3 separate regions of the Homo sapiens genome follow, and regions 1 and 3 are each linked to region 2. Evidence: chromatin loops called from intact Hi-C (ENCODE). Cell type or tissue: endothelial cell of umbilical vein. All regions are shown on one strand. Links, peaks and the distances in the headings refer to the core of each region. The heading gives the core; the rest is flanking DNA.

Region 1 (6,306 bases), core at 686-5,685, 210 kb after region 2:
TTTATTCTAGGGTTTTTATACTTGTCAGTTTTATATTTAAGTCTTTAATTCATCCAAGTTGATTTCTGTATATGATAAAAATAAAGGGTCCAGTTTCAATCTTCTGCATATGGCTAGCCAGGTATCCCAGCACAAGTTATTGAATAGTGACTTCTTTCCCCTTGCTTGTTTTTGTTGATTTTGTTGAAGATCAGATGATTGTTGGTGCATGGCTTTATTTTTTGGTTCTTTAACATGTTCCATTGGTCTATGCGTCTGTTTTCACACCAGTACCATGCTGTTTTGGTTATTGTAGCTTTGTACTATAGAAGTCAGGTAGTATGATGACACTGGCATCATTCTTTTTGCTTAGGATTGCTTTGGCTATTTTGCAAATGAATTTTAGAATAGTTATTGCTAATTCTGTGAAAAATTTCATTGGTATTTTGATAGAAATAGCATTGAATCTGTAAGTTGCCATGGGCATTACTGCCATTTTAACAATATTGATTCTTCCTATCCATGAGGATGAAATGTTTTTTCTTTTCTTTTTTTTTGAGATAGAGTTTCACTTTTTCACCCAGGCTGGAGTGAAGTAGCATGATCTCAGCTCACTGCAACCTCCACCCCCTGAGTTCAAGCGATTCTCCTGCCTCAGCCTCCCGAGTAGCTGGGATTATAGGCACCCACCACCATGCCTGGCTAATTTTTGTATTTTTAGTAGAGACGGGGTTTCACCATGTTGGCCAAGCTGGTCTTGAACTCCTGACCTCAGATGATCCACCCACCTCGGCCTCCCAAAGTGCTAAGATTATAGGCATGAGCCACCACGCCTGGCCCATGAAATGTTTTTTCATTCATTTGTATTGTCTCTGATTTTTTTCAGCAATGTTTTGCAAGTCTCATTGTGAATATCTTTCATGTGGTTAGCTGTATTCCTAAGTATTCTATTTTTTTGTGGTTATTGTGAATGGGATTTCATTCTTAATTTGGCCCTCAGCTTAGACATTGTTGGTATACGGAAATGCTACTAATTTTTGTACACTGATTTTTTTTTAATCCTGAAACTTTGCTGAAGTTGTTTTTTTTAGATCTAGAAGATTTTGGGCAGACATGATGGGATTTTCTACTTATCAAATCCTATTGTCTGTAAAGACAGATAGTTTGACTTCCTCACATCTTATTTGGATATATTTATTTATTTTTCTTGCCTGATTGCTCTGGCTAGGACTTCCAGTGCTATGTTGAATAGAAGTGTTATGAACAGGTATCCTTGTCTTGTTCCATTTTTCAAAGGGAATGCTTCCAGCTTTTGCCCATTCAGTATGATTTTGCCATTTATTGTCATAAATGGTTCTTATTATTTTTAGGTATGATCCTGAATGTCTACTTTGTAGTGAGTTTTTAACATGAAGGAATATTGAATTTTATCAGTAGTCTTTGCTGCATCTACTGAGATGATCGTGTGGTTTTTGCTTCTATTTCTCTTTATGTGATGAACCATATGTATTAATGTGTGTATGTTGAATGAACCTTGCATCCCAGAAATAAAGCCTACTTGATCATGGATTAGCTTTCTGACATGCTGCTCAATTCAGTTTGCTAGTATTTTGTTGAAGGACTTTCACATCTACCTTCATCAGGGTTATTGGCCTGAAGTTTTCTTCTTTTGTTGTATCTGTGTCAGATTTTGGTATCAGCATGATGCTGGCTTCATCGATTGAGTTAGGAAGGACTTCCTACTCTTCAACTTTGTGGAGTAGTTTTAACAGGATTGGTACTAGCTTTTCTTTATACATCTGTTAGGATTTGGCTGTAAATCTGTCTGGTCCAGGGCTTTTTCTGGCATGTAGGCTGTTTATTATTGATTCAATTTCAGAATTAATTATTGGTTTGTTCAAGTTTTCAATTTCTTCCTGATTCAATCTTGGAGGTCATATTGATACAGCTTTGATGACTGGAAGAACACCAGGGTTTTTGGTTTCACGCCAATAGGATTAACAACATGAACACATGTGGAATGGTTTTCAGGAATGAAAAGTTTAATAGGCAAGAAAGAAGGAAAAAAGAAGAGAACAGCTCCCCTGTACAGAGACAAGGTGGGGGAGTTTGGAACAAAGAGAAAACACCCTGTGTGGCAGAAAAGTGGTTGGTTATATGCAAGGCTAGAGGAGGTGGTGTGTGATTTGCATAGGGCCCAGGGGATTGGTTTGACCAGGTGTGGCACTTACGTAGCCCATGAAAAACCTGGCCCTCCCACCTTAGCCCTTTAATATGCAAATGCGTGTCGCTATGATGTTTTGAACACATGGTGTTATCTGGAGGTGGCCATCACACTTGGCACAGGTGGTGACAAGGAGAAGATGGCAGGAATCACCATATTGAGTGAACCCAGTTTCTAATGGCCGGCATTTGCATATCAAAGCTGGCCAGTTGGCCCTTTAAGCTATCTTTTCTGTTAGAGAAGAGATGGTTTGGGGGTTGTTTCTTATTACAGGAAAATTTCCACCAAGAACCTTTACCTTTACTATCTGCTTAAAATAACTTCTTAATAACTCCTGTATTATTCCCCCTCAAAGAGAAGTAAACCTAACTGCTGCTAGGGGTGTTGGACGATGATTTTTTTTGCTACTACCTGCTGAAAAGGGTCATTGTGTGGGGGAAAAGCAGCTGGTCCTTCCTTTGAGGTTGATCTAAGGGTTTTTGGAAGAATGGCATGTTTATGTGTGGTTTTGCTCGCAGCACCATTTGGAGTTTAATTTTTTTTAAGCAAAAAGAGATAAATTTTATAAGGTTTACAATATAGGGTTAGAATATGAGTATTAAGATTACCACAGCTAGTGGGGGTTCTATAGACCATGACTGACAGTAGAGTTTGACACGTTAGTTACACCAATAGATTGCAATACCGGTTTCTTCCCACTAGATGTCGCTGTACATTACAAGAAACGTTAATATAAATAACTTTTTCTAGTGAAAAGCATACATTTGGGCCAGGTGCCATGGCTCATGCCTGTAATCCCAGCACTTTGGGAGGCTGGGGGAGGGGGGGGGCAGATCACGAGGTCAGGAGTTCGAGACCAGCCTGGCCACTATGGTGGAACCCCATCTCTACTAAAAAATACAAAAATTAGCCGGGTGTGGTGGTGCGCCTGTAGTTCCAGTTACTCAGGAGGCTGAAGCAGGACAATCACTTGAACCCAGGAGGCGGAGGCTGCAGCGAGCCGAGATTGCACCACTGCACTCCAGCCTGGGTGACAAAGTGAGACTCCGTCTCAAAAGGAAAAAAAAAAAAAAAAAAGAAAAGAAAAGCATACATTTCCCCCTTGTCTTGCCATTAGAGAATAACCTTAGGCTTTAGGCCATTTTTATAACTTGGATTATGATTGGGAGAAATACATCATTGGGTGGCTAAAATAACTTCAGTGTTAATTATGACAATTCCTTTTCTTTAATTATTATTTTTTAATGACTTTCACAGACTCTCTTAGAGCATACTTAAACTTTTTTACTTGTCCTAAACATTCTTCCTTTAAACAACCAGTCATTTCCTTTTAGGGCAAGTATTTACCATACAAAATTCTTTCTCATATAAAATGTCTTTCTTTATAACTTTCTTTTCATAGCTTAGAGTGCATTATATTACCAATCTTTAGTAAAAAGTCCTATTAAACTTAATGATGGTAAAACTTCAATGCTTACTTCTTATTTGTAACTATTACTCCTGCTATAAGCAAAACAACCTTGACTAAATTTTTCCTGCAATTATTAATCCTGTTATAAGGATGACAATCAGGCAAAATATTATAGCAATTAGAATTTTATAACCAGAATTCCACACTGTGGGTGCCACAGTGTATAGTTCTATTGCAAATAGTAGTGTGACTATAACAATTTTCACAATAGTGGCATAGTAAATAATTTTTGTTTAAAATTTTATTTGGCAAGATATAACATTTCTCTTTGGGGATTTACAGAGTTACAAATGCAATCCCATGTATAATTAAAATTTCCCTGCAAATATGCATTAAAAAGAAGTTTTAATATTTGATGGCAAATTTTGAGAGGAAAGGGCAGAAATGACAAAAAGTATTTGTTGAGGTAAAGGTGGGACTGAGTAAGATGAGTAGCCCTTACTCGGTTACTTATTTTTTTTTATGATTTTTAGCTTAAGATTTTCTATTTCTTTACATTAATATTCAGGACATTCCTCTGGGCTGTCAGGGGTTCCTCCCTCAGCTCTTCAGGCTTTGATTTGAGTGTGATGTATTCAGGAGTTGATTCCTGTAACTTTTACTGCTGAGAAGGTTGAAAGAAGAACAGTGTAGGGCCCTACCCAGCTTGGCTTAGGGAAGGAGAGACATGAGAGTTTTTACTAATACTAAATTTTCTGGGTTAAACAAAGGTGGTTTTCTTTTGGGGGGTGGGGCTTCTGCTAATTGTGTTCATTCTTGTTGGAAGTGAGCTAGAGAGGTTACATGCTTAACCAATTTACAGGTTTCCTGCCTGAAAACAACTTTTGAGCACATTGATAAGTTTTATCCTTTCCCAAGTGAAAAGGTTGGTGAAGGATTTTAAGGACTTTTTATTGGCTGGAGGCTGGCAAATAGAGTTTGCCATCCTGACTGTAGCTATTCTGAGGCTGAAAAGTATGCCCTTGAGAAGTGGCCTATTTTATTTTTGCAGGGAAATACCAAGGCTTATTTTTTTTTTTTTTATGGAGCCTTTTTAGATTAGAAGAGGCTTGAAGTGCATTAATGCCTTGAAGCTTTCATGCCTTTGACTTAGCTGCCTGATCAGCTAACTTATTTTCTTTGGCTACCTTATTTATTTCTTTTTGATGTTCCTTACAATGTATCCTTGCTACTTTTTGTGGATGAAAAACTGAGTATAATAACCTGCTAATTTTCTGGTGATATTTTACAGGAGATCCATTAGTGGTAAGAAAATGTTTTTCCTTTAAAATGGCAGCATGAGCATGGAGAACTAAGAAAGCATATTTGGAGTTAGTGTAAATGTTAGTTATCTTTCCCTTGCTTAATTTAAGTGCTTTTGTAAGAGTTATTAGCTTAGCTAATTGATCACTTGTGTTTGGGGAGAGTGACTACTGCTTATCCTGCCTTATGTACTTCTTGCTTTACCAGCTGTTTGCTAGCTAAGAGCTCCCCCTAGAGGACAGTGATCCTGCCACATTATGTGGGCTGTAAACAGTTAATTTATTAATTTATTTCCTAGGGTTAACTTGCAGGCCTTTTTTTTTTTTAGAGCTATTATGACAATTTCTGGGCATTCTTTCTTTTAGGCTTTCTTCTGGTCCCTATTATAAAAGACCAAAGTGGCCACCTTCAGGAGGTTCTTTAAGGTGCTATCTGGTTTTATAGTTTGCTTTTGTAGTTTCTTTTTAACATCAAGAGCTGCCTGTGTAATAAACTTGTCCTTCAGGATGAGTTGTCTTTTAACTGAATAAAGGGATAAGGAGGTGTACGCTATTAGTGCCTGTCTTAGCCTTTCCATAAAGGCTACAGGATTCTTATTTGGCTTTTGGTCCATTATAGAGAGTTTAGAGTAATTGAGAGATTTGGCCCTGGTTTTCCATAGGCCTTGTAAAATCCATATGAAAAAGTGCTTTCTTTTCCATTCATCTCCTGAGTCATTGGGTTTCAATTGGATATTTTACCAGAATTGCTTCTCTCCCTATTGTGAATGATGTTTCTGCTATTTCTTCACTTTCTCTATCTGCTTTCTTCCCTTTGGTGTATTATAGGAGATATATTGCTTATCTCCGAAATTATTTGTGGCTTGCAGAACTATCTGCTTTTTGCTGCAGTGAGGGTCTGGTTTAGGAGCAGCATAACATTCCTCCATATGAGGTTAAACACCTGAGTTAAATTTTGGAAAGCTTTCATATACCTGTCAGGGTATTTAGAAAATCAGCTTAAGTTTCCCTTTATTTACCTCAGGTCTTGTAATGAGAAGAGAACTTGAGGGGTCCCCAAATAAGGGGGATCCTCAGATGGTTCCACTGAAAGTTGGTTTTTTAATTTTGGGAAACTATTCTTCCAGGGCTTGCCCAATATGATTGCCAAAAGAGTTGGGTTGATCTTACAACGCTTGCAAAGATTTAGTAAAAATGCCATGCCCTTGTGCAAAAGAAAATGAGTTGCTTTTCTCTATAGTTTTGAGGTTAAGGAAGTTCCAGTGTTTCAGAGTGCACCCCAGAGGGGTGCAAGCTGAGGATAATTTATTACCCATCTAGAAAAAGAAGTGAGAATGAAAATGTTCTCTTAGTCTCCTTCTTTTTCAAATGACCCAGAGTGGAGGAGAAGA
Region 2 (5,000 bases), core at 1-5,000:
CATCCTGTAGGTATAATGATCACAGTTCCTTTGTTCAAAGATACCCCATTAGCCAGCCAATTATGTTGGTGATCTGTTAGCCTCCTTTACAGCCCAAATGCTCCCTGCTCTCTAATTCATATGAACTTTTAAGAATGCCATATGTTCAAATTGCTTCACTCCATACTTATTTCCTTTCCCACTATTATCCCCATCTGTGTAACTGCAGGCTTTGGGGAATGGATACTTAGCTTTTCATTGGTTTTAAATCCAAGTTACTGCCCGGTTTATTTACATGTGTTTTATTTAATTGCTTTCTTCGGGTATTTAATTTGTTTCATGTTTACTTGACTAAAAATCTTGGTTAAAAACAGTCTGTTCTGAGAGAATGTGAAAAGTTTCCATGTCATCCATCTTACTCTAAGTTTGCAATTCTAAGGATATGGCCATCTATATCTCAATGTGGTTGAAGAAAATCATCCTCCCTTTCTTGCTGCAGAAGAGTTCTCAGAGTCTTCATTTCCTACAACTCTATCGTCTTTCTTTTATTTGTGCCATTTAGCTTAGGTGAGGAACAGACTTAAAGCGCCCAAATAATGGCTATGTGACTGGTGATGGAGTGTTAGCAAAGTGATGTAATTCTTATTGTAACACTGAAAGGTTATAATAAACCTTAGGAATATCTGATTAACTTGATATTTTCATTAATATCAGCACTCTCAGTATTTGCTTTAAGATTGATTTTGACTGTCTCTTCCAATGCTGAAACATCCACATGATCTGTATATGCTCCTGAAGAACTGGCTGGTGTACATGGTGAAGATAGAATTATCTAAATGGTCACATTGCTTTGGACCAACATGATATTCTTGGTTAAGAGTTTTCTGAAAAGGTCTGTTAGGAGAACTTTTTGTCATTGTTTTTCCACAAAAGAGACAGTTTAATAGAATACTTTATCCCCTGCCCCTACTTTTTAAAAACGAGTAAATGATTCCATGAATGATATAGGATTATCCTTCTGCAGTACATAGCAAGTAATAAGAAACTGTGAATCATACTGTAAGCTATTTGGGTCAAGTTTCTTCCTATTTAGAGGCAAAAGCTTTACTATATATTTCAGAATATACAATTTCTAAGAGCAGAATATGGAGGACTTCAGAAAGGCATTCTAAAAGTTGATCACAGGCTTTAATCTACTTTATGAGTCCCCTTATTAGGGCATAGATGTGAGGTTTATAGAAGAATTATTTATTTTATTTTGGCTATCCTTCTCAAATTGGAGGTCTGAAGGTATATCTCAGGGAGTACCAAATGGATAAAAAGTTCAAGATAAGTATGACGCATCTTCTGTCAATTCCATTCTACTTAAAGCTATGAAGAGAAGAAAATCAAGTAACTTAATTGCAAATAATTTTATATTTATTTTAAATTAAAACATGTTATATATCAATGTATTATTGAATAAAAGTGTTTTTGATGAGACATGTGACTTCAAAATTATTCCACTCTGCTGGTGAGCTCCTATGTGTAATAACCCTTTGCTGCCAGGGGAACATGGCCATTCCCTTCTGTCACTAGTGTTACCTTTGTAGAAATGTTTCATACAGCATAACCTGGTATAATTTGAAGAGTTATTTTATTGTTTCTCACAGAAAAGCCCATTCAGAAGGGTTTTTGAGATATCAACATGTTTGACAATAAGAAATATTTGTTAATCCATATCCATACACACATACACATTTAAGAAGAAAAATTGGGTAAACCACCATAGAGATGACACACTTTCTCTTCATATCTTATTACTGCCATGAATGTTTGCAAATAATGGGCAGCCAATGATCATGACACAGGCTTATCAAGGCAAATTGACATTGATTCATGCATATTACATTTTTATACATACTGTATTCGAACCACATACTCAAACTGAGGTGAGACTAACTCATCATCTCTTTACTTCTTAAGATAATGAAAGAATAAGTAATTGGTATCTGAATTGAGGTAATTCTAAATAATATCATGCATGGGTATTCATAAAGTACTTAGGTTGGATTAAGAAGCTGAATACATAATTCAGGTTACCAGTATTATTTTATAAAATACTTTGATTTTCTGGTAATGTAAACTTACTGTGAGTACCACAGCATAATATTATTACAACAAAATCCCAATTCATTAGAACCTCAGTCATTGGAAATTAACGATATTTTGAATTATGCTGTACCAAATTGAGCTGGGCTTCTGCGCTATTTATCGAGATAGTAAAATCACCATGCAAGAGTTCAGAATAACTGACTTCTATAAAGGAAGAACCATATTATATTGGCATAATGTCAAATAAGAAACACATGCTAATTAGTCTGTTAATTGTGTCCAATAAGATAACTTGCCAGTAATATCAAAGTTTGTTTCTTAAATGTGTAAGCTGGGGATGTAATATTATATGTCTAACAGTAGTTATTTGTGTTAATTTAAACTTTCCTCTAATTCACAATTTCATTTTTTAGTTGATCTAAGATGTGTATGTCACATTTACCAAAATATTCTGACATCTAAATCCATTCATAAGAGATTTGTAGTCATTGGTATCTACCATTACTGAATAGCCTTTTGAACTGAACATATATGTACATGAAGTTATAGCTTGCCTGTTGTCAGTGCACACTTGCATATAATTTTGACTAACAAAAGAAAACTAGAAAGGCAAAAATTACATTTCACAGACACTACTTTTTATTTAGATTTCTCTTTTAGGGATGACAGATATGAATGTTTTTTCTTAAAAGCTTTGCCATTGGTGCACACACACTATTCATTCTCTTTTGCTATTTCTTTCTCCCTCCCTCCCTTCTTCTATTTTAAAAGGAAAATTAAAGATATATTGGTGAAAAACAAATCAACAGATAGCTGAATAAAATGATCACTTAAGATGCTTAGGAAAAAAAGAAAATCCCAACAACCTGCTTTGCTACTCTGGATCAGCACAGCAACATACAGTTCCAAGTCTCCTATAGAGGGAGCTGCTGCACTACTAAACATTGAAGACCTGGCCTTCAGTTAGATGTGGACAATTTTAAGTCTATTTTACATAAATATAAAAGAAATACTAAGGGCTTATTAACATGTCATTGCGGAACAAAATTTTGTTTTCTTTCTCCACAATGTCACAGATGTCAACTGAATGTGTCTAATGAAATTGATACTACAATCTGTTGGTAAAGCACAGTATTTTGTTTTGTTTTTGGAAGAACATAGGCCAGGTGTCAAGGCAGTGTATTAAATGTGGGTTGCCTCATACACAAAAATATAGATAACTTTACAAAAGAAGAAAATGATATAATTTCAAAGGAGTGAGGTACCAAGGAGTACCTAGCCCCACTCATTCTCCTGCACCAATAACACAGAAAATATTACAAAACAATACACATTTTAATAAATTTATGTCAAAATTAATGACTGATACTTGGTAATGAGGTTTTGTAACAAATTATTGAACCATCATGGAGGAGAAAGAGGAAGTAATTAAGATGATATTTGTCAACTTTTCTTTATATGCTGAGAAGCACCAAGATATAACTTGCTAAATTTAATTAAATTCTGATGGAAACCTCAATGTCTTTATTGCCTGACTGTTAGCTGAGGGTTATGAATACTAATTATTTGCAGTTGTTGTTTCAAGATAATCAAACATGATAAGTTGAAGTATAAATCAGTTATTGGGAAAGAAATAGTTTAAAATATTAAATAACAATAATAATGCTATTGATGAACTAAAATAAAATAATTTTAAGATTTAAGGCAAAGTTTCTAGTGTTAAAAAAGTATTAGTCAATGAGGATATTTAAAATCCAGCAAAGTTGTGCTTAAGCAACAAAATTATATCTTGTGTAAAAGTAAGCATTTAAATTGAAAATATAGTATCTTTTAATGGTGAAATTTATAGAAATTGCTGTGTTATTTGCTTTCTCAATTTACCCAAAAAATCATAAATATTTTAGTGGATTTTATATTTGAGTTCAAGCAATGTATTCAATTTTATGATTATGTTTTTAGATAACAGAGCCAGTTACATTATACAAGTTTAAATTTTTATAATGCTTTACACCTGGCTGATTTATACAGACCATGAACAGACCATTTACAATATTTCTCTGAAGCTTTATTTTCCCTTTATAGTCACTAAATTCAATGCTGAATCAAGCTCGTAAATTACATAAATTAATGGTTAGTACAGTTACTAGAGCTCTTTCCACATGCTAAAATCTTAATCATAACTTTTGTAATGTGTAAATTGACAGAGTGAAAGGCTAACAGTTTTTTTATCCCCAACCAATTTTTAATTATTCTGAAATTTACTATATTGATGATAAAGAACAATAAATTTGCAAGTTTATAGCAATGGCACAGAATGATTTCTGCTGAGGATCTGAAAGAATGTAATGTGTACACAAAACTGAGTTTGTAGCAAAAACATTTTCATAGAAATGAAACAAAAATGAATATCCTTTACAGGTTCAGACTTTTACTGATATCACAAAAATTTATTGATATTATTTCTCTGAAACTGGGATGTATCAAAAGAACTAGTGGAAATTTGTAGGATAAATGATTATTCTCATCTACAAGGCTGTTTTATACTACCTTTCATCTTAGGGCTTTTAGCATATGAATCGACTTACTGAATAAATAATGTTTCCATTATTAAGACATAATAAATAATAGTTTTTAGCATATGCATCAACTTACTGAATAGTTTTTAGCATATAAATCAACTTACTGAATAAATAATGTATGCACTCAACCAGATTTGAAACAAAAGAAGAAAGTGAAATCTGGGGTTAATAAATTAGTTAATTTGAAAAGTAACATTATTATTTAATTTAACAAGCAATCCTACAAAATTAGCTGGGTGTGGTGGCATGCACCTGTAATCCCAGCTACTGGGGAGGCTGAGGCAGGAGAATCACTTGAACCCAGGAGGCAGAGGTTGCAGTGAGCCGAGATTGCACCATTGCACTCCA
Region 3 (5,000 bases), core at 1-5,000, 480 kb after region 2:
TTGTTGTGGTCAAAGATAACTATGATTATATGGGTTTATTTTTAAGATTAAAAAAAGACTTAGTGTCAAATATGATATGGTCCAAAATTAGAATTTGGTTTACTCTCTGTTAAAATAACAGAATTTACTTGGACTATTAGTCTGTTCTTAATGAGAGGTTATGAAAAAAATAGATTTCTTCTTTACCTTCAGAATAATCTGTCTAGAAATTAAAGATCTTTTATTATCAGAATTATTTCCCCTGCTTTATGTTGACTTTACTATGCCCTTGATTATTTAGGAGAACAGAGTCTTGTCAATTTTAAAAGCTAATAAGGTTTTATAAAGTCATATTACCTCCTATATTTACTTCTGAAATTTTGTATAGTCATTTGATTAAATAAGAAGCCAAATATTGTTTTTCAGCAACCCATGATTTTATTTGATCAACTGTTGAAATCTCCTGACAACTTTTGATATTTTGTCTTCCAGAAATCAAATCCTAAATAATATCTTCCTGATCTCAAGCTTTGAGATTTCCTGGGGGATTCCTGGAAAATTACAAAGGCTCTTTCATCTTGTTAAAAGAGAGGGGCTAGAATAATATATCAAATTATTGAAATGTTATGAGTTACATAGGAAGTATTGTCAAATCAGAAGAAATGCCTGACCTTTCCTAGTTTAAATTTGTATGAATAAAATGTTACTAATATAAATATTTGACAAATTGTATGAAGTTATTTGAGATTTGTCAATGTTCATGCTGTCTATGATATATCGTGCTATAGTTTTGCCTGATATAAGACAACAGTGTAGTGTTATTGGTCAACTTCACTTTTTTTTTATGTTGTATGCCACAGAAGCAACCAAATTTCCATGTCAATTGGAATATTTTTGTTGAACTCATTATATCATTAACCATGGCTATTTTCTCTTTGCCATTCACAGGTAGTTTTGTTTCACTCTAATGCTTCCCTTAACGTGCTTAGCCAGAGTACTTTGGTTATAAACCGGAGTACTTTGTCTTCAACAAGAAGGGACTGTCTCAGAGACCCAGGAAAAGGTCTATGCCAGGCAGTATGGGGCACAGACTTCTGAGGAATTGTTAAGATAATATTGACAACATACCATGGACTGAGTCAAGCTATCCAGTAATCTAGTGAAGAAGCTGATGAGTTCATGAGACTGCCGGTTCAAACTCAGCATGATTTTATCGTCTTTCAAGAAGGAGAGAATGTAAATAAATTAGCTAACTTTGGAATCTTGCATTCTCATTTGTTTAGTAGTTATTTAAATTCATTAAATTGCTTCATATAAGTAACCATTATTCTTGACGGTAAAATTAAGTTTTTCTGTGCCTGGCTTATTTCACTTAGCATAATGTCTTCCTTGGTCATCCATGTTATTACAAATGGTAAGATGTTTTTCTTTTGCGAGACTGATCTTATTTTCTCAAGATGACTGACTGGAAACATCAGATGCCAGTTCTCAGAAAGATCAAAGTTACAACTGAATGGTCATGATGTGAACAGAAAGCTAAAGGAAGAGAGCCGGGACTGTTGCAGAGCCCACAGGAAAAAGCTGGGACACAGAAAAGGAAGGTAGCAAGAGTCTGGCAGAGATTGACCTCCGAGGAATTTGAAGTCCCACAGAGGGAGTAAGTGTGCTGTTTCTTTGCTCCACTCATTCCTGTGACAAACTGCTGACTGACAAATTATTGGGGAGCACCTCTGCCCTCATTAACCCCTGCAATGCTGTCAGTGGCAATTTGGGAACTTCCTGGGAATAGAGCCCCAGGTGGCCTTCTTATACAGATGTGCTTGCATTCCTCTCAGGTCCAAACTGAGATGGCAGAAACCATACTGGTTGTGCCCCTATTGTGGGCCACTGTCCTGCTCAGGGAACCTCATCCTTTGTGTCACTGCATCGCCAGATTCCCTGCAAATGTACCCAAGAACCTGCTCTGACTTGGCAACCACGGGGACTGGTGGAACCATGAGGAATTGCAGAATCCCTGGAGATGTAACCTTCCACACAGGCCACCCTTAAGGGAGTGGGGAGCATAGCCCACAAAAGCACCCCTTGTGACAAAGGAAACATGGGTCCAGTGCGGATCTCTGAAGGAGGCAGCACCAATGACCAGGAATAGATGTGTGTGTGTGGAGGGGGGTGGGTGGGGGGGTGTCATCTCCCATTCCCCTTGTCCACTGTTCCAGATGCAGCAGAGGCTTTCTCCACTGCAGACTGTCACGAATGCACTTGAAGACAGCCTTTCCAGTGCTATTCACAGAAACTGCACCCCCGTTGAAAGTGAGCTTGTACCCCACTGGCATGCATGATGGGCAGGGCCCAATCTCCCCCTCCGTACATAGAGGAGCAGCATCGCAGCAACAGAAGGCAGTCAAGCCATGAAGCCTGGTCTGGACTGGAAGAAGAAGCATTGTCCTGGGGTCATTTCAGTCCTGGGGTCATTTCAAAATATTCTTCTGCCAGAATATTTTCTCTGACCTCAGTAACACTGTGGCCAGAGTCAAAGGACACTGTCTATATGAACTGAAGGTCATGAGCTCTGTGACAGGGGCACAACAGGGAAGCAAATCACATTCCTCCCTGCCCAGGACTAGAGACAGATGTAACCCCCCAACTTCTTCCCCCAAGACCTCAGTACATCCCAACACAACTCTCCCTGCCTGCCCCCATCAGGATGGGTTGCCTCCACTTATCAAAGGGCTACCAAATGTTACTCTTAAGCGCCACCTACTGGAATGGAGACTGCTGCATCACTGAATAAAAATCCCTGCTGTCCGAAGAGCACAGGGTTAGTGCATGAGATAAGCTTCCTGAGACCGCTGCATTCCCAGTCACGCAGGGCATAGTGTATTGGCTCATATGCCCAACACATTGCTAAGGCAAGCAGCATTTGAGAAAACCACCACACATGATTCCATATCTTTGTTACTGTGAATGTGCTGCAATGAACATGGGAATGCAGATAACGCATCAAAACACTGGTTTCACTTCTTTTGGATATATACCCAGCAATGAGGTTGCTGGATCATATTTTTAATTTTCTGGGGAACCTCCATGCTGTTTTTTTATAACGACTTTACCCATTTACATTCCCACCAATAGTGAACAAGTGTTTTCTTTTCTCCACGTCTCCACCAACACTTATTATCTTTTGCTTTTTTGATAAAATACACTCTAATACGTATGAGGTGATATCTCATTGCGGTTTTAATTTACATTTCCCTGATGGTTAGTGATGTTGAGAATTTTTTCATATCTGCATTGGCCATTTGTATGTCTTCTTTTAAGAAATATCTAAGTCTTTTGTCCATTTTTAATTCTGTTATTTATTTTCTTGCTATTGATTTGTTTAAGTTCCTTATAGATTTTGGATATTAACCCCTACCAGATGTAGCAAACTGAATTCAATGGCACATTAAAAGGATGGTTCACTATGATCAGGTGGGATTCAAGAATGGATCACCATATGCAAATCAATAAATGTGATACACCCCATTAACAGAATGAAGAACAAAAACCATATGATCATCTCAATAGATGTAGAAATGCATTTGACAAAATTCAACATTTTTTATGATAAAAACTCTCAACAAATTAGTTATAGAAGCAATGTACCTCAACACCATAAAGGTCGTGTATCACAAGCCCACATAACATAATATGCAATGGTGAAAAGTTAAAGCTTTTCCTCTAAGATCAGGCACAGTATAAGCATGCCCAATCTTGCCGTTTCTATTCAACATAATAATGGAAATCCTAGCCAAAGTGATTAGGAAAGAGAAACAATAAAAAACATCCAACTCATAGATAAGGGAGTTAAATTGTTTCTGTTTACAGACAAAATGATTATATATATATATATATATATATATATATATATAATTGTTGGAAATAATAAATGAATTCAATAAAGTTTTGAGATACAAAAGTAATGTACAAATATCAGTAGTGTTTATATGCAATAACAACAAACTCTCCAAAAAACAAATCAAGAAAATTATCCCATTTAAAATAGCTACAAAAATATAAAATACTTAGCCATAAATTTAACCAAGAAGGTAAAAGATGTGTATATTGAAAACCATAAAACATTGATGAAAGGAATTGAAGAAGATACAAATAAATGGAAGGATATTTTGTGTTCCTGGAGTGGAGTAATTAATATTGTTAAAATGTCCATACTACCCAAAGTGATCTACAGATTCAATGCAATGCAATCCCTATAAAAATTCCAATTACATTTTTCCCAGAAGTGGAAAAAATCCTAAAATTTGTACGAAACCACAAACGACCCTGAATAGCCAAAGCAATATTGAACAAAAGTGACTAAGCTGGAGGCATTGCACTTGCTGTTCTCAAAATGTACTACAAAGGTATAGTAATCAAAACAGCAGAGACTGGCGTCAAAACAGACTTATACATCAAAGAAACAGAGTAAAGAGCCCAGAAATAAATCCATGAGTTGACAGTTACCTGATCTTTTTACAAAAGGGCCGAGAACACACAATGGAAAAAAGAGAGTCTCTTCAATTAAATGGTGTTGGTTAAGTGGATATCCACAAGCAGAAGAATGAAATTAGATCTTTATCTCACCCCATATACAAAAATCAACTCAAAATGGATTAAAAACTTAAATATAAGACCAGAAATTATAAGCCTACTAAAAGAAAACATAGGTAAAACTTCTTGACATTGGTCTTGGCAAATATTTTTTGAATATGACACCAAAAGCACCAGCAAAAAATAAAAAATTAAAAAATTTAAAAAAATAGACAAATGGGATTGCGTCAAACTAAAAAGCTAAAAAGCTTCTGTACAACAGTGGAAACAATCACCAGTGAAAAGACCACCTACAGAATGAGATAAAATATTTGCAAACCATAGAGTAGGTGTTTTAAAATGTATAAGATAATAAAATGAATTATATGCCCATATATAGGCAAACTTATGAAAAATTGAAAATATTTTAGAAAATAAACATTTATTGATTT

The links. Hi-C counts contacts between places; a loop is a spot of excess contacts. Peaks named below come from ENCODE experiments on the same cell type or tissue, not always from the same donor. Only the 100,000 strongest peaks of a DNase experiment are listed, where the experiment ranks them.
Region 1: it touches region 2 in a loop (6-fold over the local background); 4 of 110 quality-filtered maps call a loop at or near these places.
Region 3: a loop joins it to region 2, with 10 times the contacts of the local background. A loop is called at or near these places in 2 of 110 quality-filtered maps.

The regions. Positions count from the first base shown.
Region 1 is chrX:26,646,836-26,653,141 of GRCh38, forward strand. No RefSeq gene overlaps it. Among named protein-coding and RNA genes, the nearest start is that of MAGEB5, 430 kb to the left of the region's middle. In endothelial cell of umbilical vein, for the core only: CTCF peaks have their summits at 2,895 (motif pointing right) and 5,170 (motif pointing left); no DNase peak of the experiment used is centred there.
Region 2 is chrX:26,439,551-26,444,550 of GRCh38, forward strand. No RefSeq gene overlaps it. Among named protein-coding and RNA genes, the nearest start is that of MAGEB5, 230 kb to the left of the region's middle. In endothelial cell of umbilical vein, for the core only: no CTCF peak of the experiment used is centred there; a DNase peak (open chromatin) is centred at 3,011.
Region 3 is chrX:26,916,057-26,921,056 of GRCh38, forward strand. No RefSeq gene overlaps it. Among named protein-coding and RNA genes, the nearest start is that of PPP4R3C, 540 kb to the right of the region's middle. In endothelial cell of umbilical vein, for the core only: CTCF peaks have their summits at 2,755 (motif pointing left) and 2,956; no DNase peak of the experiment used is centred there; H3K27ac peaks cover 689 bases.